2 separate regions of the Homo sapiens genome follow, and region 1 is linked to region 2. The links are chromatin loops, found by intact Hi-C in ENCODE. Cell type or tissue: right lobe of liver. All regions are shown on one strand. Each heading gives the region's core, and the rest is flanking DNA. Links, peaks and the distances in the headings are about the cores only. Region 1 has its middle 37 kb from the start of HLA-DQA2. Region 2 has its middle 10 kb from the start of BTNL2.

What was found. Hi-C counts contacts between places; a loop is a spot of excess contacts. Peaks named below come from ENCODE experiments on the same cell type or tissue, not always from the same donor. Only the 100,000 strongest peaks of a DNase experiment are listed, where the experiment ranks them.
Region 1: it touches region 2 in a loop (7-fold over the local background); 92 of 110 quality-filtered maps call a loop at or near these places.

What each region holds. Positions count from the first base shown.
Region 1 is chr6:32,697,371-32,712,329 of GRCh38, forward strand. It overlaps the pseudogene MTCO3P1. Among named protein-coding and RNA genes, the nearest start is that of HLA-DQA2, 37 kb to the right of the region's middle. In right lobe of liver, for the core only: a CTCF peak has its summit at 3,349 (motif pointing left); no DNase peak of the experiment used is centred there; H3K27me3 peaks cover 478 bases.
Region 2 is chr6:32,408,719-32,425,597 of GRCh38, forward strand. No RefSeq gene overlaps it. Among named protein-coding and RNA genes, the nearest start is that of BTNL2, 10 kb to the left of the region's middle. RefSeq lists silencers at 5,508-5,783, 5,980-6,128. In right lobe of liver, for the core only: CTCF peaks have their summits at 4,908 (motif pointing right) and 6,899 (motif pointing right); DNase peaks (open chromatin) are centred at 4,923 and 6,913; H3K27me3 peaks cover 781 bases.

The sequences.
Region 1 (14,959 bases), core at 138-8,137, 290 kb after region 2:
GGTGTGCTCCCCAATTTTTATGAATGTGTAATTATATTTAAACTGAAATGACATAATGTTTCTGTGTCAAATATTGTAGAGAAAGTTGACCATCTTTGCATACGCTATTTGCCATTTGAGTTCTTCTGTGAATTGCCGGTTCACCTACTTTCCAACATTGCTATTAGGTTATTTAACTCTTTCTTATTGATTTGAGTAGTACTTTATTTCTTCCCTTGTTTAATATATGTATTTAAAGTATCTAAATATATTTCATGACTATGTTGTCCAACTTTTGTAATACATATCAACAAATATCTACCTGTTATATCCATTTTTAAGAAATACATAAAATGTAATAACTTGTACTTTTCTCACCCTTCTTTGCTTTTCTAAACAGTATTTATGTATTTCAACTTTTTAAAGTTTAAATATAATATACTTAAGTGTAGGTTGTTTTTGTTTTTTTAATCCTGCTTGGTATTCTCCGAGATTTGTAATCGGTGATTCGTTGTCTGTCATTAATTTTGGCAAGTTCTCACCTGGCTTCTACAACATCAGACTCTTGCGGCTTCCTCAGCACCCAGCTTTTGCAGTGTAGAGCAGCCAGCAACACCCAGCAGCTTCGTCAGGCATGCACACCCCCTTTAGCAGTTTTACAGCAGAGAGTGACCACCACCACCCCACTTCCATGAACCTTACAGGAACAGCTTTCCCAACACCCTAGAGGAAGGATTTCTGACAAGTCCCAGAGGGTGGATTACAGCAAACTACCGCTGGAGCAGCAGTTCAACAACTACCTCTCTGCCATTCAGTGAGCCATGGAAGTGCCTCCCTAACAAGGTCTGACCTCACCCTTGGAAAGAAAACTGGAGAAGGCTCCTTCTTGGGTGCTCTATCTTAACCTAGGTGATGGGTTAATATCGAGTGTCAACTTGATTGAATTGAAAGATGCAAAGTATTGTTCCTGGGTGTGTCTGTGAGGGTGTTGCCAAAGGAGATTAACATTTGAGTCAGTGGACTGGGAGAGGCAAGACCCACCCTCAATCTGGGTGGGCACCATCTAATCAGCTGCCAGCACCACTAGGATAAAAGCAGGCAGAGGACCGTAGAAGGACTAGACTAGCGGTCTTCCACCCTTCATTTTTCTCCCTTGCCAGGGGCTCTGAGACCTTCAACCACAGACTGAAGGCTGCACTGTCAGCTTCCCTACTTTTGAGGTTTTGGGACTCGGACTGGCTTCCTTGCTCCTCAGATTGCAGACGGTCTACTGTGGGACTTCACCTTGTGATCATGTGAGTCAACACGCTTTAATAAACTCCCCTTTATACATACATCTATCATATTAGTTCTATCCCTCTAGATAACCCTGACTAATACACTAGGGAAGTAGCCATTTCGTATTATATTATATTATGCACTATTATATCTGCCACTGCTATATTATTTAGAGTTCTCTTTACTTCTTTCTAGCCAATCTCTTATTACTCAGATCTCTTGTTAAGATTCGTATTTCTTTATATTGATCTTTCTCATTTTACATTACTGTGTGATTTCCTCTCTCTCCTGACTAGACCCATACTTATAAACCCATAAAATTTCATTCAGGCACGAATCTAGAATAAAAATTATTCTCAGACATGCAAAGATTAGAAAAATTTGCTTCCAGAATATCCTTTTTTGGATATTAACAGACGGTGTGTCGTAGCAAAATTAGGTAGTCAAAGCAAGTAAGAGGAAGATATCAGATACCTGAAACATTATCTTCTACCAAAGAAAACAATGAAGAGAATCCCAAGATGACATCTGCTCAGCAGTCCTGGAAATCATTTCTTTTAGATTGAAACTAGAGAACTAAGGGCACCAGGAAGTGGATAAACATGATAAGTATGATCCCATAAATTTTACAGTATTGTTGAGATATTCAAAACATCTGAGGATATGATTAAAAAGTAGACTACATATATGAGGGAAAAGAAATTGCAAATAGAATCTTCATAAAAATTAAAAGATGCCCAACAAAGGAAATATATTCTCAATAATGAGCACATACGTGTTTAAAAAATACCTGGTTACAAACAAACCATAAATACTATCGGGTTTGAAAATATTAAAGATAAATTATAAATGCCAGAAGTTGGGATATGAAATAAAGAAAAAAGTAGAGCAGGAAAGAATAGGGTTAGCAGTAGCTTCATCTACAAGGAGAAAACTCAAGAGATCTTGAATATAACTGACAGAATAATAGAGTACTGTGTTTAAAAATACAGGGATTGGCCGGGCGCGGTGGCTCACGCCTGTAATCCCAGCACTTTGGGAGGCCAAGGCGGGCGGATCACGAGGTCAGGAGATCGAGACCATCCTGGCTAACACGGTGAAACCCCATCTCTACTGAAAATACAAAAAAAAAAATTAGCCGGGCATGGTGGCGGGCGCCTGTAGTCCCAGCTACTCAGGAGGCTGAGGCAGGAGAATGGCGTGAACCCGGGAGGCGGAGCTTGCAGTGAGCCAGTCGCGCCACTGCACTCCAGCCTGGGGGACAGAGCGAGACTCTGTCTCAAAAATAAATAAATAAATAAATAAATAAATAAATAAATAAATAAATAAATAAATAAAAAATGCAGGGATTACCTACAGAGGAACTAAACATAGTAAGATAATAAAATCACAAGAAAGATGTCAGAGACCTAATTTTTGGTGGTTTAAATTATCTGGTTTCATAACAGGAAGTCAATGGATGTCTAAATTAATACCCCCACATACAAAAACATACGCATATTACTGTTAAAGTCATTGAACTGGGGATAATGACAGTGGAGTAAAGGAATGGCATGAAGGGCTCTTGTTTTCATTAAAATACATCTCTATTGTTTAATCTTCAAACTATATACTGATATCCCAATAAATTTAAAATAGTAATTGTAAAGTAAATATCATTCTTACTGAAATATCAAGAATGCTGCAGATGGTGGCGGAATGTTCAATGTGAAAAAGGATAGTGGCTTGCACTAGAATGACAGCAGTGAAGTTTGTTTTAAGCATGTAATTTTATAGTACCAATCTCTTACCTGTGAGAGCATGTAAAAGACTGAGCTCCTCAGTTCTCAAACAAAAGCAGACTTTAACTCCTGCTCCAGCCATGCTTCTTTGCTTCTCAAACATCCAAAACTGCATCTCAGATTGCATCATATTCTGAGCACATGGAAGGAAGAGTACGGGAAATAAGAGTGGCTGTGTTACCACCCTCAAGGAATCCTGACCCCTCAAATCCAGACCTGCCAAGGGGCAAGGAAAAAAGGGAAAGCGGCAGCTACCTTGAATTTCTAAAGTGCAATGTCCCCACCTACTGGTGAACATGACCCAGTTAACATCCCTACAGCTGTCCATGTCCTCCTAAAACAAGAACCTTGAACTTCTTCCAGTAGTATAGAATCCGTGTCCTTTAGCACAGTTCTACACCAAAAGATAAACAAAATATTAATCCAAAATTTTTACAATGCAATGAGGGTGTGGGAATGATAATTTTAAAACATGCCGCACAAGGTTAGTTTTAAAATAACGCCATCGTTAGCATTCCCATTCCCTACTATCTATCTACTCCTCACAGCTTCTGCTCAGATTGTCTTCTCTCCATTGTCTCTTCCATCTCCCTGTACAAACCTCCTCTCTTACACTGCCTTTCCTGCCAACACACTGCTTCCCCATGTGTTAAGTTGGCAGCCTTTTTTCCCTCTCATTGTTTTCTGGCTTCTGATATTTCAGATAAGAAATTTGATTCCAGTCTGGTTCTCGTCCTTTTATGTGTAAACTGTTTATTTCCTTCTTGGAAGCCAATAGATCATTTTTATTACCATTTTATTTTCTGATTGTGTAGTAAAAATTTTCATCCCTCCAGCTACAGAACTATTTGTATATTTTCATGATTCCACTTGATTCCTTTAAATTGCATGAATCTTATCTAGCCAGAGACTAAAGTCTTCCTTTCCTTCAGAAAAAAAAAATCTTCGATTTTTTATTGTATCCTATATTTTTTCTATTTTTCCGGCACACCTATTATACAGCAGTTGGAGATGGCTGTATAGATAGAACTTTCTCAACATATTTTCACAATTTTATGTGTTCCAAGGTAGTTAAAACAGGAATCTGATTTCTTTTGTACTTTCTTTCCCACCCTCCTATTTTTTTTAAGACTCAGAACCACTACTTGAACACTCTAATTGATAACTGCTTAGTTATTTCTCACCTGCCTTAAAGAGTGTTTCTTCATTATGCTCAAGAATGAGAGCAATTTAAAATGAAATCATTTTAACCTGTCTCCTCAGAGACAAGTTCTGTTGGCTTCTTTTTTTCCTATGTATTATGTGTTGGTAAAATTTTCCAGTTTCTTTGCATGTCTTGTAATTTTTGTTTAATATTGATATTTTACATAAATTCTGATTCCACAATCCCTAGGAGTAAGTGCTCTTGCTGTTTGTTGTTTGTGTTAGTGACTTGCTTGGGCTAGTTCTTCCAAGTCTGTTTCCCCCTAGTATGCAGCCTATGGTGTCTCTGCTAAGTTTGTTTAATAATTTTTGTTTTCATTATTAAGCCTGATTTCCTACAATCACCCCTGGTCATCATAGCTTAATGTCAGCCTATGATTGATGAAAGATTCTGCTTAAACAATTGAGTCAGTAAGGCTTCCACACTTTGCCATTGAACTGAGTGGGATGTGGGAAATGCTTTCAAAGTTCCGGGACTTTACAGGTATGTCCCAATTTTTACTTTCTGCCTTCACATGTCCTTATATTCAGCCAGGTCTCTCCTGAGCAGGCTTAACCAAGCTGATGCAGACAGCTTTCCACACCACTGGGGATAAATGAGATTTTAGCAAGGCTATTTTTGACTATCTCATTCTCTGGATCTCCCTGGTAAAATTCCTGACTGGCCTGCCATCATGACTTCAAGCTAGTTGAGATGTTAGCCTTCCATAATTATTTGCCCTGAGGTCTATGCTGTTTTCTACAAAATGCCAAGACGTTATTTTGAGGGTGTGTGTGTGTGTGTGTGTGTGTGTGTGCATGCATGTGCGTGAGCTCTTTTCCAAAAAATGTGTGTGAGCTCCCTCTGGCAGGTTAAGAAGAGCTGTCTAATCCCATGGCCTGTCCTCCCACACAGGTAGAAATTCTGCACCATAAGTTGAGGTGAAGGAAGTTGGTGAAAGCATACTCTGGCCAAAATAATACTGATTTTGCTGTTTTTATTAGGATTCAGTTTAGATTCTCTTAACTAAATGCTTCTCAATGTTCGTATCCTTTGGTCAATTTCCAGAGTCTTTAAATGATTGTTTTTGGCAACGTTGTCCAATGTTCTCACTGCTTTTTAGATTCGTTGAAATGTTTTGATGTCAATATATGTGGTATATTTTTATGTATTTTCTACGTGAATTTGAAAATAAGCTGTATATAGCATTTGGTACATACACACTTAGGATTATATGTCTTTTTGATGTATTGACTCTTTTTCATTATGAAAAATTTATCTCCAGTAATATTCCTTATTTGTAAAGTTTTCTTTGTCTGATATTAATGTAGCCACTCCAGCTTTCTTGCCCAGTGTATATTTTTTCATCCTTATATTTTTAACCTGTGTCTTCATACTTAAAATGCATTTCTTATGGACAGTGTATGGTCAAAAGTCTTGCTTATTTATCCAGTTTAGAAATATGCATTTAATGTAATTACTGAAGTACTGGATTTAAGTCTACCCCCTTGCTGCTTTTTGTTTTTGGTCCATCTGTTCTTTTTCTCTTATTCCTCTTTACTTGCCTTTCTTAGTATATTTTTCTCCCTCCTAATGGTAACTGAGTAGAAAGATGTCAGAACTTAGGTCTTTAAGATTTGTGGAACTTTAAAACAATTTTTATTTTATTTTATTTGAGGCAGAGTCTTGCTCTGTTGCCCAAACTGGAGTGCAGTGGCGCACTATTTGTAGAACTTGAGTGGAAAATCCTAAATAAGAATACCACAGAGGAGAGCCCAAAATTCTGCATTTGAAAGAAATTTGCATGCAGAATAGGGGCCCCTCTTTGAGTTTTCATGTTTTTTGGGGATTTTTCTCCTCAATAGCAACTAATTCTTTCGGCACCAAACTCCAACCTCCGTCTTCTCTTCCTGGTAAGACTGCATCTTTCTGCTTGAGCTTTGTTCTACCATCTACTGCTTTAGACTGAAAAGCACTCTCAGGGGAAACTCACAGTAAACGTTGAACTCACCTAGTTACTTTCCTTTTCTCAATATTTATCTCCTGATGTATTCTGCATGCTTCAAAAGATCTCCAATGATTGCAAATTTTTAAGTCATTTTTATAGATTTCATAATTTTTGTTTCTAGAAAGGCTAGACGTAGACATATGGTTTTTAATATAAGTAAGTAGCTATAGAAATAAATGTATAGATGTTTATGTGTATGTCCACAAATAGGATCTTAGACTTTTGACATTCCCATAGCAATGAGCACACTTAACACACAGATCTTGATCTAGCTTTTTAACCAGACTCTTCTAAAAGAACCCAGAGCTATGACAGATTCTAGAGCTTGAGAAAAAAAATAAAAGATGATCATAGAAAGTAAGGATATTTAAGAATGGTGGATACGGCCAGGCGCGGTGGCTCATGCCTGTAATCCCAGCACTTTGGGAGGCCGAGGCAGGCGGATCACGAGGTCAGGAGATCGACAACATCCTGGCTAACACGGTGAAACCCCGCCTCTACTAAAAAATACAAAAAAAAAAATTGCCGGGCGTGGTAGCGGGCGCCTGTAGTCCCAGCTACTTGGGAGGCTGAGGCAGGACAATGGGGTGAACCCTGAAGGCGGAGCTTGCCGTGAGCCGAGATCGCGCCACTGCACTCCAGCCTGGGCGACAGAAGCGAGATTCCGTCTCAAAAAAAAAAAAAAAAAAAAAAAAAAAAAGAATGATGGATATGTGTCAGGTGTCAGAGATAAGAATATGTTCAAAGAATGGTAGATACATGCTCTTTACACAGATAGGCAAAAAATAACCAGAAGAAAGAATGCATACCACAAATACCTAAATCACAATAAATTCAGTATGATCATATTAATAACAAAAAAAATCTTCATTAAAAATATGTTTTACCAGGAATAAAAATAAAACTTGAGTCATAATGATGGAAAAACCATAAGAAGAACATAACTTTTCTAAATATGTATGCATCTAATAATATGACTTAAAAATAAATGATACAAAAATTGACAGAAATGAAAATATAGATAAATTTGCAATCGTAATTAGAGATTTTTAAATGCTTCTCTCAATAATTGGTAAAAGAAATGAACAAAAAAATCAGGAAAATATATTAAACAGTGGAATAGCACTAATAATTAAATCAACCTAACTGACACTTATAAGACATTAGACTAGAATATGCAATGGCAAAATACATATTATTTCAGGTGTACATGAAATATCCATCAAGATGAACAACATACTGGATCATAAATTTAGTCTCAAGAAATTCAACAGTATGCAAACTGGGTAGGGTATGTTCTCTGACCAAAAAAGATAAAAATAAAAATACCTCAACTAAATTAGAAAGCAGCACCAAACTGATAACCTGGAAATCCCCTAAATATACAGAAATTAATCAACATACTACCAAATAAGCCATAGGTCTAAGAGGAAATTACAAAGAAAATTAGAGAATATTTTAAGTGAATGATCATGAAGTTCATTATATCAAAATGTATGAGATAAAGCTGAAAGAGTGCTTGAAGGGAAATTAGTTTCTTTAAATGTATACATCAGAACTGAAGAGAAGTTTAAAATCAATGGTGTGAGCTTCTACCTTAAGAAGGTAGAAAAAGGAAAGCAAACTAAATCTAAAGAAGATAGAAGGTAGAAAGAAGGAATTAAAAAGCAAAGATGTGGAACCAACCCAAATGCCCATCAGTGATAGACTGGATAAAGAAAATGTGGCACATATTCACCATGGAATACTATGCAGCCATAAAAAAGAATGAGTTCATGTCCTTTGCAGGGACATGGACGAAGCTGGAAACCATCATCCTCAGCAAACTAACACAGGAACAGAAAATCAAACACCGCATGTTCTCACTCATAAGTGGGAGTTGAACAATGAGAGTACATATCCAAGTCTCACATGTCTCAACAATGAGAACACACAAGGAGGGGAACATCACAAACCGGGGCCAGTTGGGGAGTGGAGGGAAAGAGAAGGGTGAGCATTGGACAAATACCTAATGCATGCAGGTCTTAAAACCCAGATGATGGATTGACAGGTGCAGCAAACCACCATAGCGCATGTATACCTATGTAACAAACCTGCATGTTGAGCACATGTATCCCAGAACTTAAAGTAAAATAAATAAAAAAAAGAAATGATTAAATGTGGCAAAGACAAATAAAAGAAAGAAGGAATTAATAAAAATGAAACCAGACAACAATGAAACAGAAAACCAGCAAACAGAAAAATTAACAAAGCTGGGCTGGGTGTGGTGGCTCACACCTGTAATCCCAGCACTTTGGGAGGATGAAGAGGGACGATCATTTGAAGCAATTCTCCTGCTTCAGCCTTCCCAAGTAGCTGGGATTATAGGCATGCGCCACCATGCCCGGCTAATTTTGTATTTTTAGTAGAGACGGGGTTTCTCCATGTTGGTCAGGCTGGTCTCGAACTCCCGACCTCAGGTGATCTGCCCACCTTGGCCTCCCAAAGTGCTGGGATTACAGGGATGAGCCACCATGCCGGGCCTAAAATGAAATTTTAATTGGCAAGAAGGCAGATGGTGAGAATTGTTGATCCAATAATAACATGAAGTCCATGAAAGCCTGTGGCTACAAAGAATGTTGAGCCATAGATTCCATCAGAGATAATAAAGCGGCCTCGAAATATTCTGAGACTTGTAGAAGAATGAAATAGACTCCTAAGAGGATCGTGGTAAGTACTGCTTGAATTATTTGTTTTTGGTTACCTTCTATTAGGCTGTGATGGGCTCAAGTAATTGAAACTCCTGATGCAAGTAATACAGACGTATTTAGGAGAGATACTTCTAAAGGGTTCAGGGGAAGAATACCTGTTGGGGGTCAATGTCCTCCTAATTCTGGGGTCGGTGCTAAACTGGAGTGATAGAATGCCCAGAAAAAAACCAGTGAAGAAGAATACTTCTGAGGTAATAAATAGGAGCATCCCGTATCGGAGGTCTTTTAGGACAATTGTTGTGTGGTGGCCTTGGAATATACTTTCTCGGACAATATCACGTCATCACTGATGTATAGTCAGTGTGTTGGTTAGTAGGCCTAAAGTTAAAAGAGTGGTAGAATTAAAGTGAAATCATATGGCCAGGCCAGATGTTATTAGGAGAGCCGAGAGAGCTCCTGTTAGTGGTCAAGGGCTAGGTACAGCTATATGGTAGGCAAGTGTTTGGTGGGTCATTATGTATTATCATGCAAATAAAGACTTACTAATAGTGTGAAGACATAAGCTTGAATAAGAGCAACAGCAAACTCGAGAATAGTTAGTAGAATTAGAATAATAAGAGATACTGAAGTTGCGGAGACACTAATAATTGATAATATTAGCACTGCACTGCGACTGTGGTCGGCGATTATCCCACTTCCAGGGCCAATCAGGCTAACAAATTATTTCAAACCTATTACAACTCCCTACAATGCTTCAAGCCCCAAGGCCCCGGCATTGGAGGGCCTATAACTAAACACACCCCCCTTTTACAATAAGCCTCACTTTGCTTTTCAGCTTCTGAAGGAAATTTCCCTGTAGGATCCTTCACACCTAACCAATGCAACTGCACTATCATTATTAAACACCCCTCTAACCATCAGACTAACCAAGCTGATTACCAAGTTATCACCTGAAGCAAATGGAACGTTTCTGCATCTGGCTTGTTTTACAGCCTATCCCTTAACCAATGCCTCTGAACTAACTTGTGCTGTCCCTGGTTCCTACCTTTTTCCATGGCTCAATATCAATGATGCAACATCCGATCACATTAAACGTGTAAAAAACAACTCTTGCTATATCTCTACTATAGTGGATGTCTCCCTGGCCTCCTCCTTGTCCATCTGGAGTAAGGAACTGCAGGAAAGAAACAACATCCAATCTTTAACACACTTATTCTCTTTCCATATCTCTGCCTGTATTTACGATGAAGGCTTGTTCTTTTTGTGTGGCACCAACACATATCTTTGTCTCCCCACCAACCGGACCGGAACCTGTTCTCTAGTTTATCTTTCTCCTTCCATTGGACTAGCTCCTCCTAATCAACCTTTGTCTATCCCATCCATCCAATATGTTAGGAAAAGGAGAGCCATCCACATCATTCCTTAATGGCTGCCTTGGGTATAACCTCTGGACTTAGAGAGGGAGCAGGTGGATTAGCCACATACTTTAAGGTTCTTTCAACAGAACTACAGGGATCTCTAGAAGATATAGCCTGAAGCCTTGTAAGAGTCCAAGACCAACTAGACTCCTTAGCTGGTGCAGTCCTCCAGAACAGACAGAGACTAGATCTTATAATGGTTGAAAGAGAGGGCATCTGCCTCTAACTGGGTGAGGAAAGTTGTTTCTATCTCAACCAGTCGGGCGTAGTAAGAGATGCTGCCGAAAAACTTAAAGAAAGGGCTGAAAAGCTAAGGGAATACCAACACAACCAAATAGATTCTTAGTTTGGGAACAAAATCATAGCATGAGTCACCCCATTCCTGGGCCCTCTCCTAATGATATGCCTAGGACTAACTTTCTTACCCTGCCTAATTAATCTTTTCCAAAGATTTTTAACCAACAGGATCATGGCCATTTCACAGACAACTACCCAAAAACATCTACAGACGGCATTACTCCTACAGTCAATCTGAGACCAGAAAACTCTCCACACCCCCCTCAGCAGGAATTAGCCAGAAAGAACACACCATCCTCATCCTTTTATAACTATAGGATCTGGATTGACAGAGCAGGAGCATCGCCATTTTGGACATGCACCACCATTTTAAAGTTCCCCTTGATCAAAAGCCACCTAAATCCAACCCAAAGGGCATCAGCCTAATGGCTAATGGCAGCATGACCTTAAACCACAAATGATACCTCTGCCCAGAAACATTCCAACCCTGAGATAAACCCCTCTCCAACCAGAGACATACCAGCCCCAAGATAACCTCCCCTCTGACCGGAGAGATGCCAACCCCAAGATAACCTCCCCTCCAACCAGAGACATTCCAACCCCACAATAAACTTCTTCTCCACACAGAAACATTCAAGCCTTTCGCCCCAAACCCTTAAATACTCTTAGTCTGTAAGAGAGAGGGCTCCTGACTGAAATCAGCCAGAAGCCCTCTCAGGTTTATTCTCCAAAATAAACCTGTCTTTGACTGTTGAGCCACTTTTTGTGTTTCTTTCCTCTTTCTTTAACTCTTTTTTTTTTTTTATGCATTTATGTTTTATATACACTTTATACATATAGCAGCCTGAAGGTAATTTTTTTTTTTTCAGGTTGTTTTTTTTTTTTGTTTTTTTTTTGTTTTTTTTTTTTTAATTATACTCTAAGTTTTAGGGTACATGTGCACATTGTGCAGGTTAGTTACATATGTATACATGTGCCATGCTGGTGCGCTGCACCCACTAATGTGTCATCTAGCATTAGGTATATCTCCCAATGCTATCCCTCCCCCCTCCCCCGACCCCACCACAGTCCCCAGAGTGTGATATTCCCCTTCCTGTGTCCATGTGATCTCATTGTTCAATTCCCACCTATGAGTGAGAATACGCGGTGTTTGGTTTTTTGTTCTTGCGATAGTTTACTGAGAATGATGGTTTCCAATTTCATCCATGTCCCTACAAAGGATATGAACTCATCACTTTTTATGGCTGCATAACACTGTGTGTATCACTATTTGGATTAACATAAATGAGAAAGGAGAGATAGAGACCGTGAACTAGGTAAATGGATGTGCATCATTTGGTGGTAGTAAAAACACAATCTAAATTTACTCCGTGCTCAAGCTCATAAATTATGATTATTGACAACATTACAATTTAGGCTGTTTTTATTTTGTGGAACTTTGTAGATTAACTAAGATTTCATTAATATAGTATTTTATATTTACATGCAATGTAATCCTTTAGTAACCACAAAGTAGGTTGTTGAGAGGACCCATGATGTAATACATATAAAACACTTAGACCTATTTTATGGCATACATAGGCCTCAAATAATGTTATCTAAGGGTATGACTTATATAATCTGTACTTGGGACTCCAGTTTCAATGCCCAAACTCTGGGAACCAAGTGTGGCTTACACTGAACATCATTTTTGCTTAAACTTGTTAGTCTTATACATCTTTACACCAATTCTAAGCATTAAGCTTTTTCTTTATTTTCTTTCTTTCTTTTCCTTCTTTATTTCTCTCTCTCTCTCTTTCTTTCTTTCTCTCTCTCTCTTTCTTTCTTTCTCTTTCTTTCTTCCTTCCTTCCTTCCTTCCTTCCTTCCTTCCTTCCTTCCTTCCTTCTCTCCTTAATTGTGGGAAAATATAAATAAACTAAAACTCATCATTTTCACCTTTTTAAGTGTACAGTTCAGTGGCATTAAATATATTCACACTATTGTACACAATAACCACCACAGATCTCCAGAACTTTTCCTCATCCCAAACTGGAACTCTGTAACCATAAACAACTCCTTATTCCTTCCTCCTCCCAGCCACTAGTGACCACCATTCTACTTTCTGTCTCTGTTTGATCACTCAAGGTGGTCTCATAAGGTAGAATCATACAATATCTGCCTTTTTTGTGACTGGCTTATTTCACTTCACATAATGTCTTTACATTTCATCTGAGTTATAGCATATTTTCAGAATTTCCTTCCTTTTTAAGACTGAATAATATTCCATTGTATGTTTATACCACATTTTGCTTTTCCAGGCATCCATTGATGGAGATTTGTTTGTTTGTTTGTTTCACCTTTTGGCTACCATTAACGTTTGTGCTATGAACATGGGTATACTAATGTATGTTCAAGTCTCTCCTTTCAGTTTTTTTGGGTATATGGCCAGAAGTGGAATCATGGCATCATATGGTAATTGTATGTTTAAAGTTTTTGAGTTATGACTCTACCTTTTTCCACAACAGCTGCATCATTTTACATTCCCGCCAGCAAGGCACAAGGGTTCCAATTTCTCCACATCCACAGCAACACTTATATTCTCTTTTTTCCTTTTGAATAATAGCCATCCTAACGTGTGTATGCACAACTACACATAAAAAAAGTGGTGAATCTCGTAAAAGCAATATTTATCAAAGGAAAGAAACAAATCCAATACATTATTTTATTTATATAAAATTTAAGACCATACACACATTTTTAAAAAGTAAATAATTAGCACAAAATCAGAGTAATGTTTTCCTCCAAGGGAAAGATGGTAGGTAGAAGGTGCACACACAGGGCTTCTGGGAAGCTGGATAAGCTTTTTAGTCTGTGTCATTAATTATTTATTAAACTCTATATACATGTTTATGCAACTCTGTGCTTAAGTTATGTGTCAGTCTAAAAGAAACGCTACTATTAAATCCTCAATTATGAAAATCTTACTCTTCAATCATGAGCTGAAGAATAGCAATACAAGTTGTTGATTGCTCTTCTGGATAGAAATCCAGGATAAGAAATACAAATTGAATTTACTCTGAGAAATTTATCTTTCAAGACATATGAGGTATTTAAATTTAAGAGAGGTGAAGATCCTTTTTACTAATATAAATTTAAGATCCAATTCCCTTCAAAGATGTGGACTTTAGGGAAAAAATTAATTGTTGTTAAGAATTATGGTGATTCTGCTCCATAGCAACTTCATTAAAGGACCTAGTCTAAGTTCAAGATTAAAAGGTTATATGAGGCATATGTGTATGAGCAGGATAGAGAAAAATAGCAAAAATATCTTCTTTTGAACCATGGGACTCTTTGTGAAGAAGTTTTATGGTGGCAAAGCCTCAACAAGAACATCACCAGTGATGTTTTGTGGCAAGTTATATATATCAAAGTTAGTAAAGATTGGAAATTGAATGTGGTAGGCCTCTTGTGTATGACACAAAGCAAGACAATGAGGAAGAAGTAGGTATTTCATGGAAAAACAAAATACCCTGAGAAGAAAATAAAGAGAGAGGGGAAGTGAATCATTGGTATAGTGAGTTACAGAAAGTGGCAAAATAGAGAATTAAAAATAATAAATAAGGCTTTTGTATCCTGCAGCTCAGAAGGATATGTTTGGTCCAGATTTCACCCCTGCAGATAAGCATTGAAAAAGGCATGAATGTGAAAGTGTGGTTTTGAGTAGCTTAATCAAAATTGTTTTCTCTTGAATTTTACATTGACTAAAACAAATCTGGATCTAAGCAAATTGTTTTATATTGTGTTGTGAAATTGTCAAAGATAAAAACTCGTACACTTGTATAGAGCCCTTATCATGAATGGAGCTTGCAGGACTGGAAGTTGCTCTGGGTGAATCAGCGAGTGAGTGGTGAGTGAATGAAGGTCTAGGCCTTTATTGTACACCATTAAGTATTTCGTAAACACTGTACACAGCCTACACTAAATTACAGAAAAAAAGTCTTTCTTCAATGATGAATTAACCTTAGTTTAGTGTACCCTTTTTACTTTATAAACTTTCTGAATTATTATAAACTTTTTGACTCATGTAATAACACTTAGCTTAAAACACAAACACACTTAGAGTTATACAAATGTATTTTCTTTCTCTATATCTTTATTGTTTAAACTTTTTTCTAAACCTTTTACTTTTTATACTTTTTTTTTTCTAAACAGTTAAGGTTCAAACACACACGTTAGCTCAGGCCTACACAGGGTCAGGATCATCAATATCATTGTCTTGCACTTTCCCATTTTGTCCCATTGGAAGGCCTTTAGGGGCAATAACACAAACACACATGGAGCTGTC
Region 2 (16,879 bases), core at 3,498-11,497:
ACAGGGGTAAAAATCAACATTCTGAAATGGAGATTTAACAATCAAATGAGTCAGGAGATTGTTGTTACACAAATATTGCCCATTTGCTTTATAAAAAATATGTACTTTCATATAAGATATCTCTAAGGAAACTTATATGAGCCCATTCACAATACCTAGATCGAAAAGGGCAGTATGATATTTATGTGAAAATGGGGTTGGGTGTTAGAAGACAGTGCAGACCATGAGCACCTTGCCACCTGAAACTTACCAGTCACCTCCCCTTAGACTGAAGGGTGTTGCTGATGCCTCCCTGACTCCTTTTGTGAAAAGCAGGAACATTTTTTTCCACCAAGTAAGAGTAAAGAAAGCCCCACAACATCCATACCAAGCATGATTTCTCAGCCTTGTGAACTAAAATGAACTCACACTTGCTACAGACCACTTCAGAGGCTTGCGTTCCTGTAGGTCTTTCATGTCAAAGCGGTGGGAGGGAAAATCTACAAGTGAACTCTCAAAAAAATTGCTCAAATCAATGAAGCTTTCGAAGAATGTTGGGAGAATCCATCTCCAGTGCTCAGATAGACTGTGAGAGAATATATCAGGGAGGATAACCACCTTGGACCAGGGTTCTTAATGGGCAAAGAGGCTGTTTTGCCCTTAGAGGACATTTGGCAATGTCTGGGAACATTTTCAGTTGTCACGACTGGGGGAGGGGACATATATTGAGTAGAAACCAGGGGTGTTGCTAAACATTCTATGAGGCACGTGGCAGCCCCCACAACAAAGAGTCATCCAGCCCAGAAGGCCGGTGGTGCCGAGGAAATGCCCTGCCACAGGGTTTGCTGTCAGGATGCTGAAAAGCTTTGGCACATTTTTTGAAAATAGATAACTAGACTTAAATTGCCATCTTTAAGTAAAAACCTTTTAAAATGATAAGCTTTTGACCCCTCCGTTTTACTATTTGGATGTAATGCAAGAATCTTCTGAAACTGCTGTTCCTATTAAATATAGTAAATTTTGGTGTTGTCAAGATATATGATCTAATATGCAAATGTATCATCAAATTCTCAAAAACCCATGTTTAATTTAATTTAATTTTCTGGATAAAGTTTAAGTGTTAAATTGTAATAATAAGTGGTAGCTTATGTTTAGGCATTAGATGATGAACAATTCTGAATTTCAAGGCCTATCCTGCACTGCTAAAACTCATATCAAAGAAAATTGCAAATTACTACGTATCATGCATGGGTCATTAGAACTTTTTTCAGTAAAAGCCTCAAATGTTGCTCCTCAAAATGCCAAGCAGCCATAGTAACTGACTGGTAAGAATAAATTAACTTAGTTCACGAAGTTGAAAGCTTATGTATCTTAGTTCACGAAGTTGAAAGCTTATGTATCTATGTAGACATTAAAAACAGCTATAGTTTGTTTTTTTCTTGTAAATTTGTTTGAGTTCATTGTAGATTCTGGATATTAGCCCTTTGTCAGATGAGTAGGTTGCGAAAATTTTCTCCCATGTTGTAGGTTGCCTGTTCACTCTGATGGTAGTTTCTTTTGCTGTGCAGAAGCTCTTTAGTTTAATTAGATCCCATTTGTCAATTTTGTCTTTTGTTGCCATTGCTTTTGGTGTTTTGGACATGAAGTCCTTGCCCACGCCTATGTCCTGAATGGTAATGCCTAGGTTTTCTTCTAGGGTTTTTATGGTTTTAGGTTTAACGTTTAAATCTTTAATCCATCTTGAATTGATTTTTGTATAAGGTGTAAGGAAGGGATAGACTGGATTAAGAAAATGTGGCACATATACACCATGGAATACTATGCAGCCATAAAAAATGATGAGTTCATATCCTTTGTAGGGACATGGATGAAATTGGAAACCATCATTCTCAGTAAACTATCGCAAGAACAAAAAACCAAACACCGCATATTCTCACTCATAGGTGGGAATTGAACAATGAGATCACATGGACACAGGAAGGGGAATATCACACTCTGGGGACTGTGGTGGGGTCGGGGGAGGGGGGAGGGATAGCATTGGGAGATATACCTAATGCTAGATGACACATTAGTGGGTGCAGCGCACCAGCATGGCACATGTATACATATGTAACTAACCTGCACAATGTGCACATGTACCCTAAAACTTAGAGTATAATAAAAAAAAAAAATTAAAAAAAAAAACAGCTATAGTTTATCATATGTTAAAACAATACATTTTTATAGAGAAAGCTAAAATAAGATTTCTAGGAGACAAAGTGAATTGGGTTTTTGTGTGTGTGTGTGTGACCTTGGACATCTTTCTTTACTTTTTTGAGCCTGTATTTTCTCTGCTGTGTGGTGGAGACAATCATCCTAATGTTTTCCAAGCTGTGTCATGACCATGTGACATAAGAAGACGTCAAGGCTCAGGGACACATGCCCCACATCATCCATGACAAATGAAAATGTGATCCTGGTTTTCTCGTTTTTAATTTCGTGCTTCTTCCTCACTCAGCCTGCTTCACAAGAACACTGTGAGGGTCAAATGGGCTACAATCGCACTTTGAAGACTGCGCAGTGGGATATAAATGTAAGTGGGAGGCAGTGTAACAGGTGGCAGCATTTCCCTAAAGGACATTGATTCTGTCCGTATGTCCTACTCTGTAATCTGAGACAATGTCCCCAGCTTCCCGTGGCCATCCTTCACCAGGGAATCCAAACCACTCACGTGTCTCCCTCTCTCCTTTGGGGCGAAACCTGGTGCTACTGGGTCTTCTCACTTAGCCCCAGATGTATCTTCATCCACATAGCAGGTGGTCAGAAACAGGTCAGAGCCCTGGGGTGTGCTGATCAAAGACAGAACTGTGGGAGAGCCAGAGAGTGTGGAGGCCTCCTCCAGGACTTTGGGTGAAGGAGGATTTAAGCCGTCTCACCCCAGTTGAAGGCAGAGCCAAATCCCGGAGGCCCTGTGAAAATGAGATTGCATTCTGAAAATCAGAATAGCACATTCACCTCCTAACAGCTATAATCCTCTCAACAGTGAAACTCCGGGGACAAGTGGACTTTGGCTGGGTTCAGTTGTGAATTCTGCAGACGTGCACACAAAATCATGACACTGGCAATTCTCACCTTCCCCAGAAAGCCAAGGCCTTCATGGAGGCCTCATCTGCAACCCCCCAGTTAGGTCCTCACACAGACCCCACCGTCCCACACATCAGCGGGTGCTATCCACCCTTCCCTCCACCTTGCCACACATCAAAGATTCCCAACTAGTGCCAAGTCTCCACCAGAGCATGGCACTCATCGGGCTGGAGTTGGAAGCAAAACTGAATATCAAACGTGCCATCCCTCATTCCACTGATGAGAAAACAGAGACCCAGAGAAAGGAACTGCCCTCTCCAGGATCAGAGCTCTGGGCCAAGGTCCCTTGTGGGCTACTTTATTGCTCTTTTTACTCAGGTACTTTATCTCCCTTTGCTGAGTAATAAAAGGTTTAATTACTCTCAGATGTTTACCAAAGAAATGTAATAACCTTCTCAGCATAATATTTGGGCATGAAGAGTATAATGATAGGCATATTTTGTGTGTGTTTTTGTTTCTGCCAGATTTTCCTTTACGTTCCCCTTAAGTCTGTGTTCCTTGAGCTAGAGGGGGTCTCAGATATAGTCTCAGGATTTCAAGAGTTCTCCAGAACAATTTTTAATTTAATTGCAGATTTTCATGTCAATGTAATGATAAAAGCATATGCAGCATTATGATGTTACAAGGTTTGAGCCGATTTTTTCCTTAAGTTTCTTTCCCTCCCATTATGAGCAGCCCATAATTGGGTCCCCTGACTTACGGTTACGATTCTTAATGTAAGGGTTTCCCCCTCCATCCTTCAGTCTAGACAAAGACCCTCCCCTCACTGTAGAGGATGAGAGATTTGGAGAGAAGAGAAACATAATTAAACATGGACGAGGATAGGAGGGTCTCTTTACCCTGGTTCTCTCTCAATTGGAGTAGAGGGGAATGAACCCCACTTCACCTCCGGTTCCCAGAATGGTAGCGATGCCCACAGATGTCCCTCTCAGAGTGGCAGCAAAGGAAAAGTTCTCCAAGGCAAGAAGTGGCAGACTCTGGAAGGCTCCAACAGTGGGATGAAAGTTTGCTGCCTAAAATGCTGGGATGGAATGTTCCAGCAAGAGGAGAGTGGCATCAAGGACATAACAGTGATCGTCACCACTGTGGGAAGGACAGTGACGACCAGGAAACACGACGCGATAGTGACATATTGTGGGAGCTGATGATGCAAATGTGAGGAGAGACTTCTACACCAGCCCTGCTCCGCCTCCCACCTCAGAACTTAGAAATCACACGGCAGGTGAAGGAGAGGCTGCTATTAAATTAATTGTGTGAAAGCCCCTGAATTTATCTGGAAATTACCAGATGAACTCCTCTGTCAGAAGACATAATAATGCTTGGCATACAAATTAAAATCCGTAATAGGAAAATATAGAAATTTACTTTATACACCTGAATGTGTGAAAAGATGCCGCTCATTGCATGCATTCTGTAGTATCATCTCTATGGTACCAAATGCTGCAATTATTTGAATTTTTTATGGTCAGTCACATCAGCGCCAACTCACCGCGTAAAGAAGCTCCGTTTACACTCGCGTGTGTGTGTTCTCACAAATCATCTGCATACACTTTCTCAGAGGTCTGCCTGTGCTGAGAACTGTGTCCTAAATTATGCTACATATTATGGGAGGTCATTTTGTGCAGGAAGATGTTGGTGTGTGGGAGAGAAAAAAAGGAGTCACAATCTCTGCATTCTGACTAGAGTCCACCTCCAGGAGAAGCGGGAAAACAAGGCATAAGCTGCTAGAACTGAGGAGAGGGAAAAACAAGCATCCGGCGAGGGCAGGAGGAACAGGAGAGGGGAGTCATGGATCTGCCTGGCCACCAGAGGGCAGCAGAGACGGGCTCACTGTCGGCTTCAAGGATGTTCCGCAAGTCGATTCACTTACAGACTCTTCTTCAAATGCGGCGGTCACCTGTGACCCACATTCATAACTCCCTCAGCCACTAGACGACAAAAGAAGCCCTGAGTTTAGGCTGACTGAGATTTTCATTCTAGCTTTGCTATACATTTGGGCAAGCTTTACTTTGGGTAAGTCTGTTCTTTCCAGGGGTCTCAATTTTCTTAGTTTTTACACAGGGATAGTATGTGGGTGGCTCACATTAAAGTATCGTTGTAAGGATAAAGTAAGAATATAATCATGATACAAAATCCCTTTATAGCTATTAGGTGTCATTACTGGGAATGGAAGGTCTTGGAAAGAAGGTGGATAGAAAAATAGAGGAGATTAGAAATGAAGATAAGAAATCAAGGTCAATCCAAGAAATGTCAGGAAAGTGTTGCTATGAATATGGAGAAGTTCAGGCGACGCCATCAGCTGTTTCTTGGGGACCTGGTTGAAAGATGTTTTGAGAGCTCTTAGATCAACTCACCAGAAAGATGATTACTTTGTGGAGTCTCCCAGCAGTGAGACTTATACAGGTATCGTTTCCTCAGGGAAAGGAAAGAAAAATCAGCAGCTCTCATCTCCTGGAGGCACAGTGGCTTGTCCTCCACAGTCCCCTCGGTTTGCTGACTGACTGGAGGAGAGAGAGCACCTGCAGAAGCCCTGCGACTCCTCCCCCAGATGTGAGTGGGGGGCCTGGGATTCCCGAGGCCAGTGAGGGGAGGGTGGTGCTCACAGGACGGAGGCCTTTCCTCACAGCGTGGCCACGGTTCAATCTGCACCTCTGGCCATTTTTCTTGATTGGCAAAAAGAAGGAAAGAAGAAAGGAAGAAAGGGAGGAAGGGAGGGAGGGGGGAGGAAGGAGGGAGGGAAAGAAAAGAAAAGAAAAAAGAAGAAAAGAAAGAAAAGAGAAGAAAGGAGGAAGGGCAGGCAGTAGAACTTCTGAATAGGAAAATGCCCAAACATTTAGGGATGGAGGACTGAGGTATTCTTAGTTCTGGCTGACCTACAGTCTAAGTTGAGCTCTTTACATACATGGCTGTCATATACTTTACAAAAAGTGTCTGACAAACCAGTTCCTCTAAAACTTTTAATTTTAAAAAATTTAGGTTGGGTGTGGTGGCTCACACCTGTAATTTCAGCACTTTGGGAGGCCGAGGCATGTGAATCACCTGAGGTCAGGAGTTTGAGACCAGCCTGGGCAACATGGTGAAACCCCGTTTTTACTAAAAATACAAAAATTAGCTGGGCGTGGTGGTGCACGCCTGTAATCCCAGCTACTCCAGAGGCTAAGGTAGGAGAATCACTTGAACCTGGGAGGCGGAGGTTGCAGTGAGCTGAAATTGCGCCATTGCACTCCAGCCTGGGCAACAGAGTGAGACTCTGTCTCAAAAAATAAATAAAATAAAATAAAATAAATTTTTACTTTTAAATTTACTTTTATGAAAGAGTTACAGAAGTTTAAGACAATCACAATGATCATCTATTATTTTTTGAAAATGATGAAATTACCTAAAATTGATTCTACTGCAGGTGGGAGCCTATAAGACTAAAGTTCCCAGGAAGAGATGTAAGCTTCGGTGAAACCCACCTCAGTTGACTCCAAAACTAATGCAGATGCCCCCTTGGGGAATTGCGGGGAGAGGGTGTACAGAATGTGTTAATACCATCACACTCCTCCCAGGACCCCAAAGAAGCTGCACTCACAGAGATATCCGGGCATGTCTCACACTGGAAATAGGGGACCCTTCCAAATATTGGGAGAAAGAAGGCAAAGAAAATCATACCGATATACTAAGCCTCCTGCATTTGCACCCATCCAGCCTGCCATTCATCCTGGGTTCTTTTACTTGGTCCTCTTGGGGCCTCTGAGAGGATCTCCATCTCTGCGAAGTGCATTCCCCACCGGGCTGTTGCAGTTCCACACATGGCCAGTAGATGACAGGTTTGTTCAAGAACCGCCTCCAAGATTTTACTACTGCACCGCGATTTCAGAGTGGCGGGAAGGACTGAGAGTCCCATTTAGAAACTTCCCAAATCTTAACTGCCAATATCTTTCTTTCTAAAATTGTGTTTTTGTATTTCGTGGTAAACTCAGTTCAAAGCCGCGGATGGGGGCAGGAATAGGAAAACTGCTGCTGCTGCTGAATATGCTTCTCTCTCTTAAAGGTCCCAGCAGAATTCTGCCACTGAACCACCCTGGGAGAATGCGGGGGAAAGAGAGGAGGAGAGAAGGACAGAGAGAGAGAGAGAGCCAGAGAGGATATGAGGGAGATAGGGAGAGAGGACTGCTTCATTGTCTTAAATTCGTTGTAATCACGTCGCAATACCAGGCACTCATTCTTAAGGTAGCAAAGCAGAAAATATTATAAGTTCAGTTATTAATGTCATTTGCACTTTTGAGAGTAGAGAACATAGGCACTAATATTATAATAATTCAATAACTATGAAGGAATCAAGACAATCTTCAGGGAGGATGTGGTGCATGGAATGGAATGTAAGGAATCGTTCATACTTCATGTAGGTTTAGCATTTCTTGATTACAAGCTAAATAAGGGGTGGATTACTCATGAGTTTTCCGGGAAGGTGGTGGGCAATTCCTGGACTAAGGGCTTCTCTCCTTTTTAGACCATATAGGGTAATTTTGGATGTTGCCATGGCATCTGTAAACTGTCATGGCGCTGGTGGGAGTGTCTTTTAGCATGCTAATACTTTATAATTAGCATATAATGAGCAGTGAGGATGACCAGAGGTCACTCTTGTGGCCATGTTGGTTTTGGTGGGTTTTGGCCCGTTTCTTAACTGCAACCTGTTTTATCAGCAAGGTCTTCATGACCTGTATCCTGTGCAGACCTCCTATCTCATCCTGTGACTGAAAGTGCCTTAACCTCCTGGGAATGCAGCCCAGTAGCTCTCAGCCTCATTGTACCCAGCCCCTATTCAAGATGGAGTTGCTCCGGCTCAAACACCTCTGACATTTGTGGACACGTAGAAAAGGATAATTAATGGGTTAGCAGGATGAAAGGAAAACTATACCCCAAAGGATAGCCTAGCCATTGAAATTGATATGAACTGGAATATGAAAATAATTGGGGACAATTTAGTTTCATGACCATATATAAAACATTTAACTATGTCTGGTTGTATTTTAACATAAAATTGGGCATGGGAAACTATTTTTAAAATATTCTTTATTTTTTAAATTGACCTGGATTTTTCTTTCAACTTTTATTATTTTAAAAATTAGTTTAAGCCTAGCAGATTTCACATAATTTCAGACTCCTTTTGGCAAACAGTAAACATTACAGCCTGGAAAGCTTGATTGCTTATATATAAAACCCTAAGAGAGCTATTGAAAATGCCTAGAATGTGTGAATTTAACAATGGTAAAATACAAAAACAAATTGTAATTCTATACACCACAGCAGAATATCATATATAAAATTTAAAAATCACTTCATTATGACAGCAATAAAAACATAAAATACTTAGACATAAACTGAACCGAAAGATGTGTGATGTGAAACTATAAAATACTGATGAGAGAAACTGATAAAATTCTAAATGTGTAAAGAGATATAATATATTTTGATTTGGGAAGAATTGATATTTTTGAAATAACAGTTCTCAACACGATCTTGATCAATATTCCCACTGGGTTTCTTTGTGGCAATAGACAATTCTAAAATTTATATGAAAATACAAAGGATCTACAATAGCCAAAACTTATTTGAAAAAGGACAGAAGAAATATGCAAAGCTTGGTTTCAAGTCATGCTTCAAAGCTATGGGCAACATGTCAAGGCTAGTAATGTAAGTTAGAGAAACTTCAACAAAGAATTGTGCTTAGTTGTGGGAATCCATGGGAGATTCTGGAATGAAGATGCATAGGAAACAAATGCAAGAGATGAGTCCTGGGCCCTCAGTCATTTAGAAGTTGGGAAGATGGGAGACTTGGCAAGGCAGGCTGAGATCTGGCTGTTATTCTCGTGTGATGAGAATCTCAAGACAGTGAGGTTTAGTAACAAGTCAAGAAAATACATCAATGATGCAGTAGTGGTTAACTACATAAAATGCTTCTGATATGATGAATAAAATGACATCCTAGAGATGACCATTGGATTTGGCAACATGGAGCTAACACATGTCAGTGACAAGGAGTTCAGTTAAAGATGTGGACTGTAGCCTGATCTGTGAAGAGTGGAAGAAGAATGGGGAGGAATGGAAATAACAGGTGCAGCCCAATATTTTTAAGAGTTTCCTTCAGATTAGAAGTAAAAATTCATTAGCAGAGTTGGATTTAGGGAAAAGGAAATGCCGTGGCATGTTTATATGCTGATTGGAATCACTCACTAGAGAGAGGAAATTTTTTTGGTAAACTGGATAAAGATACTTACAACATATTAAACCATGAAAAGGATTAGTACCCAGAACATAGAAAGGCCTCCTACAAATCAATTAGTAAAGGACTATATTTTTCTGAGAAAAAAAATGGTAAAGGCAAGAAGAAACATTTTATAGTAACATGTATAAATGACATGTGAATATGTGAAAAAATTTCAAACTCTTCATTATAAGTCAGAGAAATGTAAATAAACGCCACACTGAAAAAACAATAAAAATATCAAAACCTAGCAAGGATGTGGGTCAATGTTTCTACCAACAGACTTCTGAAGGAAATAGAAATTGTTAGGATCATTTTGGAAAACAAGTCAGCATAACATAGTAAGGTTGAAAATATATATACATTATCATACTACATTACTACTACAATGCTACTCTAGAACATACATCAAGAACTATTGCAAGTTCATTACAACTTCATTCCTAATAGCAAAACATCAAAACAACTTAAGTATCCATTAACAACTGAATAACTTTATATATTTTCATATCAATTATAGTTATTTATACTATATAGTTATTTATAGTTAAATTCATAAATGGAAATAGCTTTTTTTTTTGAGACGGAGTCTTGCTCTGTTGCCCAGGCTGGAGTGCAGTGGCATGATCTCGGCTCACTGCAAGCTCTGCCTTCCGGGTTCACACCATTCTCCTGCCTCAGCCTTCCCAGTAGCTGGGACTACAGGCGCCCGCCACCACGCCCGGCTAATTTTTTGTATTTTTAGTAGAGACGAGGTTTCACCATGTTAGCTAGGGTGGTCTCGATCTCCTGACCGCGTGATCCTCCCGCCTTGGCCTCCCAAAGTGCTGGGATTACAGGCGTGAGCCACCACGCCCGGTCAGAAATAGCTTTTTTAGGGCTGGTAAAATGGCCTTCATCTAGATTTTCTCATGCTTGTTTGTGAATTGGCTCCCCTCTCGATGAGCTGGTGCACTATCATTATGAGTTTTGTGCAACATTGAGTTCTTGCTTGGCAAGTTTTGTAGAATTTCTTTCCTGGGTTTTGCATGCTGAAAACATGGCTTCATTGGGCATTGGTAAATCAAACGGAGAGGAGGCAGTGCGGCAAGTACAAAGACCATAGTTACAATACTCTAAACCAAAAATATCTGAGACAGATCTCAATCAATTTAGAAGTTTATTTTGCTAGGGTTTAAGACAATGCCCAGAAGACAAGTCTGTGGCTTTCTCCAAAGATGATTTAGAAGCCTTCAATATTTAAAGGTGAAAAGCAGACTGGAGGGAGAATTGAATAGCTCCAATAGTGTACTTTCCTTGGTAATTTTCACTCTTCCTTGGACTATCACATAGGTTGAAACTCTGATATATGTCAAGGTTGTAAACCAAAAAGTGTCTGAGACAGGTCTTAAGCAATTTAGAAGTTTATTTTCCCAAGGTTAGGGACATGCTGGAAAGAAAAAATCATCAAATGACACAGGCAATCTGGTCTGTGTCTTTCTCCAAAGATGATTTCAATATTTAAAGGGGAAAAGTGGGCTGACAGGGAAAGAGAGAAGGTATGGCAATCCACATGTTGCAAGGAAAAAGGGGCAGGTAGGGGAAGAGTCAGTTATGTATTCATCTTGCTCTCAGTAAATCATCGCTTTGCATATGATTAGGTGAACATAGAGTAGCTACCGGTGGGGATATTTTTAACCTTTTATCTGTAGCTATCTGCTTGGAAACCAAAGGAAAGGCAATTTCTTGCGTGACTCAGCTTTCACCTTAATTCTTTCCTTTTGACATGGTGAATTGGGGTGCCAAATTTTTAGTTTCCTTTCACAATTTATACAAAACACAACTCAACAGACATCCTCATATCCCAGTGTATGTGGCGGCTCTGGATTCTATTCCTGCTCACCTGGACCTGATTGATCTGATATAGGCAGCTTGGAAACTACTTAGGTAGATGGTGGGGAGGGAAACGTTCCAGCTAACCATGAGCAAGTAAAATACAACTTCACATCCATCATTATCCAGCCCCAAATCATCCAACATCTAGATAATTCCTTAGAGTAAGGGAACAAGATAATGGCCACAACCAAGTAGGAAAGAATCACGTATACAGACGATTTTCATTCCCAAAGATCAGAAGATGTAAATGCAAAGAGAAAAAGTGCTTCCTACGATGCCAGCTCCAGCTTGATAAGAATATATGCTATTTATTATGTGAGGGGGAAACATGTTCAATACAGCTAGCTGCTTCAGCTTCCATGTGGTGTTTGATACCTGTGTTCCTTTTCATTTGGCTCAACTTCCATTAAGCACAAAAACCCCACAAAATGTTCAAAGGGCTAGAGGGACAAATTTGGATTTCATGCCTCACAAATAAAGGAAGGACTCCATAAGATAAAAATACGCTTTCCATAGAAACCTTGGAAGTCTAATATGTGGAATAAGGTGAAACAGAAACAGATCATCCTTCATAGGAACTGAATCCTGAGTTCTAACTAACTAATCCTAGACTAGATTTGGGTGATTTGAGATATTAATGACCTTAGCCTCATAGCCTCATTGCCTGACACAAGCAAAACTAAATAACCTCTAGAGAAATATAATATTTCCTGGAGCCTCAAATTATCACTCATATTTTTCTTCTGCATGGCATCAATTAAAAAATATATAAGAAAACAAAAAATAATAAAATCCAAGAAAAACATAACAGAACATAAATATATGACTTTGACTTCTCTGTGGGATACTGCTAGATTAACTCAACACTCCCAGTACACCAGCTAGAAAAGTTAAAAATTTAAAACACAAAATTCGTACTTTAAAGGAAAAGGAGAGCTGTGGAAGCAACATGCACTAGATGAAATACAATTGCAGAGAATAGGTGATCCTTTTGAGGTGAGCTGACAATCACAGCTCTTCCCCTGCCACCCATGGGGCATTTGCCAATTCATTGTTCATACAGAAGAGGTGTCATGGGCTCAGGAGGGAATCTGCTGGAGAAAGGGAAACCAAGCAAGGGACACAGGGACAGACTAAGAAATTAGATATTTGAGGTTCTCAAATTCTCAAATTCATGGCGTGATTTCCCCACAAGATATTTCTTGAGCTGTGGTGCAGCACTGAGCTATGAGCCAGGCCCCAAACTCCAAAGGCAGAATGAGGACTCCTCCATGTTGCTTGTGTTCAGGACACGGAGAACTGCCTTCAGCCTGGGTCTGTCGAGCACAAGGTGGGTCTCCCCGTTTTCACATGTGCCTGCTCCTGAAGCCACCTGAGAAGGAGGCCAGGGAGCTGGGCCAGCAAGTACTGAAGTTCAGGGCTGAATCTCTCACTGACATTTGTAGGAACAGAGACCTACCTGGGTCTTAATTAAAAGCTCTGGAAGGAGAGTCATGGCCTCTGGTATTGACGGAGTAGTTTGTATTGAAATACCCCTCTTGCTGGTAACAATGATAAATTCTGGACCACCTTCATTTTCCAATTTATTTCATTGTGTTGTGATAAGAACACCTTACATGAAATATACCCTCTTTACAAGTTTTTAACTACAACACAGTATTGTTAACTATAGGCACAATGTTGTATAGTAGATCTCTAGAACTTATTCATCTTGCATAACTAAAATGTTATATTGGTTGAACAGTAACTCCCCCATTTACCTTGCCCCCAGTCTCTGGCAACCACCAACCTATTCTCTGTTTCTATGAGATTGGCTACCTAGACACCTCATATAAGTGGGATTGAAGCAGCCTCGTTTGTCTGGGGTGACCTGAGGTTTGTTGTCTCGTGGCCATAGAGATCAAGGATGCAGACACACAAAAAGTAAGGCTAAGAGTGGAAATTTAAAGAATGTCTTTATTCCTGTCTTCGTTTTGTTATTTACCCAGTAGTCATTCAGGAGCAGGTTGTTCAGTTTGCATGTATTTGTGTGGTTTTGAGTGACTTTCATAATCCTGAGTTCTAATTTGATTGCACTGTGGTCTGAGAAACTGTTATGATTTCCATTCTTTTGCATTTGCTGAGGAGTGTTTTACTTCCAATTATGTGGTCAATTTTAGAACAAGTGCGATGTGGTGCTGAGAAGTATGTATATTCTGTTGATTTGGGGTGGAGAGTTCTGTAGATGTCTATTAGGTCTGCTTGGTCCAGAGCTAAGTTCAAGTCCTGAATATCCTTGTTAATTTTCTGTCTTGTTGATCTGTCTAATATTGACAGTGGAGTGTTGAAGTCTCCCACTATTATTATGTGGGAGTCTAAGTCTCTTTGTAGATCTCTAAGAACTTGCTTTATGAATCTGGGTGCTCCTGTATTGGGTGCATATATATTTAGGATAGTTAGCTCTTTTTGTTGAATTAATCCCTTTACCATTGTGTAATGCCCTCTTTTGTCTCTTTTGATTTTTGCTGGTTTAAAGTCTGTTCTATCAGAGGTGTTTATAGTATTCTCTGATGGTAGTTTGTATTTCTGTGGGATCAGTGGTGATATCCCCTTTATCATTTTTATTGCATCTATTTGATTCTTCTCTCATTTCTTCTTTATTAGTCTGGTTAGCGGTCTATCTATTGATCTTTTTTTACAAAAAAAAAAAAACCCAGCTCCTGGATTCATTGATTTTTTGAAGGGTTTTTCATGTCTCTATCTCCTTCAGTTATGCTCTGATCTTAGTTATTTCTTGCCTTCTGCTAGCTTTTGAATTTGTTTGCCCTTCTCTAGTTCTTTTAATTGTGATGTTAGGATGTTGATTTTAGATCTTTTCTGCTTTCTCTTGTGGGCATTTAGTGCTATAAATTTCCCTCTACACACTGCTTTAAATGTGTCCCAGAAATTCTGGTATGTTGTGTCTTTGTTCTCACTGCCTGAAAGGAATTTAACCCATAAGGAGGCCAAGTCAATGCTAGCTTTCAAGGCTTTTAAGTACAGATAACGGTCTTGCTTGAGGGCAATGTTGCAGGCTACAAATTAAAGCCCTTTGTGATCCAGCAAGGTGAAAACCCCAGGACCTTCCTTTAAGAATATAAAAAGAGGCCAGATACGGTGGCTCACGCCTGTAATCCCAGCACTTTGGGAGGCCGAGGTGGGCGGATCACGAGGTCAGGAGATCAAGACCATCTTGGCTAACACAGTGAAACCCTGTCTCTACTAAAAATACAAAAAGTTAGCCGGGTGTGGTGGTGGGCACCTGTAGTCCCAGCTACTCAGGAGGCTGAGGCAGGAGAATGGTGTGAATCTGGGAGGTGGAGCTTGCAGTGAGCCGAGATCATGCCACTGCATTCCAGTCTGGAAGACAGAGCTAGATTCCATAAAAAAAAAAAATATATATATATATATATATATATATATATATATATATATATATATATAAAGTATATCCTGCCAGTACACTACAGGTGTAATAAAACATCATGGATGACCCATCTCCTCTTCCATGATTACATCCTAAATTGCTATGCCAGAGAAATAGAGAGGCATTGTCTGAAAAATACCATAACTTTCAAGATTTTGTTTATGGTTATTTGTTCTCCTGCACATCCTCCTGTTATTAATGATCTTTATCCCAATATCGAAGTGGTGCTTCTCCCTCTTTAATCCAACCAATGGATCAAGGAATTATAGCAGCTTTTAAGGTTTACTATCTGAAGAGGGCCTTTGCCCATGTTATTATGGTAACTCAGGAAGACACTGAGAAGACAGTGATGCAATTCTGGAAGGATAACAACAGCTATGGCTACATCAAGAACCTTGCTTGGGATGGGGATGATGTCACCGAGGAGTGTGTGAATGGCATCTGGAAGAAGACACTCAGGAGGTTTGTCTGTGAGTTCAAAGGGTTTGCCAAGGATGAGGAGATTGCAAAAATCTACAAGGCTTTGGTTGAGATGGCAAACAACTTTAAACTGAGTACGGATGAGGATGGCATTAGGAGCTCCTAGAGGTAGTTCCTTGGAATTGACTAATGAGGAGTTGTTGGAACTGAGACAGGAATGCATAGTTGAAGTAGTGGTCAGAAAAAAAGGAAACTGAAGGAGAAGAAGAAGAAGAACCCCAAATAAAATTCCCTGTGCAGGGTTTAGCAGGAGCTTTTGCAGACCTCAACAAGCTCCTTAAAAATTTGAAAACATGAACCCCAGCACAACAAGGTTTTCATTAATAAAGAGGAATGTTCACGGTGAATCATCTGCTTATAAGCAAATCTATGATGAAAAAAGGAAACCAAGCAAACCATCATGGACCTGTTTCTGAAGAGTGACACCTCCTCAAGAAGAGCCTCAAGCAGGTCCTTCAGGAGGAATTCCAGAAGAAAGTGTAGTTATCATAGGAGATGGCCTCTCCATGTGTGCTATGGCCCCTGAAGACATTTTGGTAGGACAAGATGTGGAAGTGGGAAACAGTGATATTGATGATCCTGACTCTGAGTAGGCCTAGGCTAATGTGTGTGTTTCTTAGATTTTTTTTTAAGTTTAAAAAGTGAAAAAAAAAAATTAAGTAGAAAAAAGCTCATAGTATAAGGATATAAAGAAAATATTTTTGTATAGTGTTTGTGTTTTAAGCTGTGCTATTACAAAACAGTCAAAAAGTTAAAAAATTAAGTATATAAAGTTTAAAAAGTTAGAGTAAGCTAAGGTTAATTATTGTAGAAAAACATTTTTCATAAATTTAATGTTGTCTTAGTTACAGTATTTATAAAGTCTACAGTAATGTATAGTAATGCCTTAGGCCCTTGCATTCACTCACCACTCACTCACTGACTCATCAGGGCAACTTCCAGTTCTGCAAGCTCCATTCATGGTAAGTGTCCTAGAAAGATCTACCATTTAAAAATCTTTCATATGGTATTTTCACCACACCTTTTGTATGTTTAGATACATAAACAGTTAGCATTGTGTTACAATTACCAATAGTATTCAATACAGTCACATGCTGTACAGGTTTGTCGCCTAGGGGTAATAGGGTGTACCATATAGCCTAAATGTATAGTAGGCTATAACATCTAGTTTGCGTAAGGACACTCTGTGATGTTCACACAAAGATGAAATCACCTAATGACACATTTCTCAGAGCTTGTCCCTTTAGCTAAGTGATGCCTGACTTCAGTTTTGCCCCATTTCTAGAGCATAGTCCTCCATGACTTTCAATGAAAAACCCGATAGCTTTCATCTCCTCAATCCTGAAGAGCTGAAGGAGATTTAGGCTGAACTTAAAGAAATTTTCAGCTTAGCTCATTAGTCTTCTACTCCATACATCTTCAACATTTAACAAGTGTTTTGAAAAAGACACCTACAAAGTGCTTGAAGTCATCAACTCTCAAATCTTGTCATTGCAGCACCACGTCAAATGACAAAACACTTGCTATTTTCTTAGTCCACTGGAGGAGCCTATTGTCAGAGGCCAAACCTGGATTATTAGCTCCAAAGAAGCACTCAGATCAGTAAGTGTCCTCAGGTGATAAGTGGTTGTTGCTACTTGGCATCAATTCACCAGTTCTTCTGAAACTTACGTCTGTTTTGTTTTAGGGCCCTTATCAATGGTAGGTCTTTGTTTCCTCAACACCAC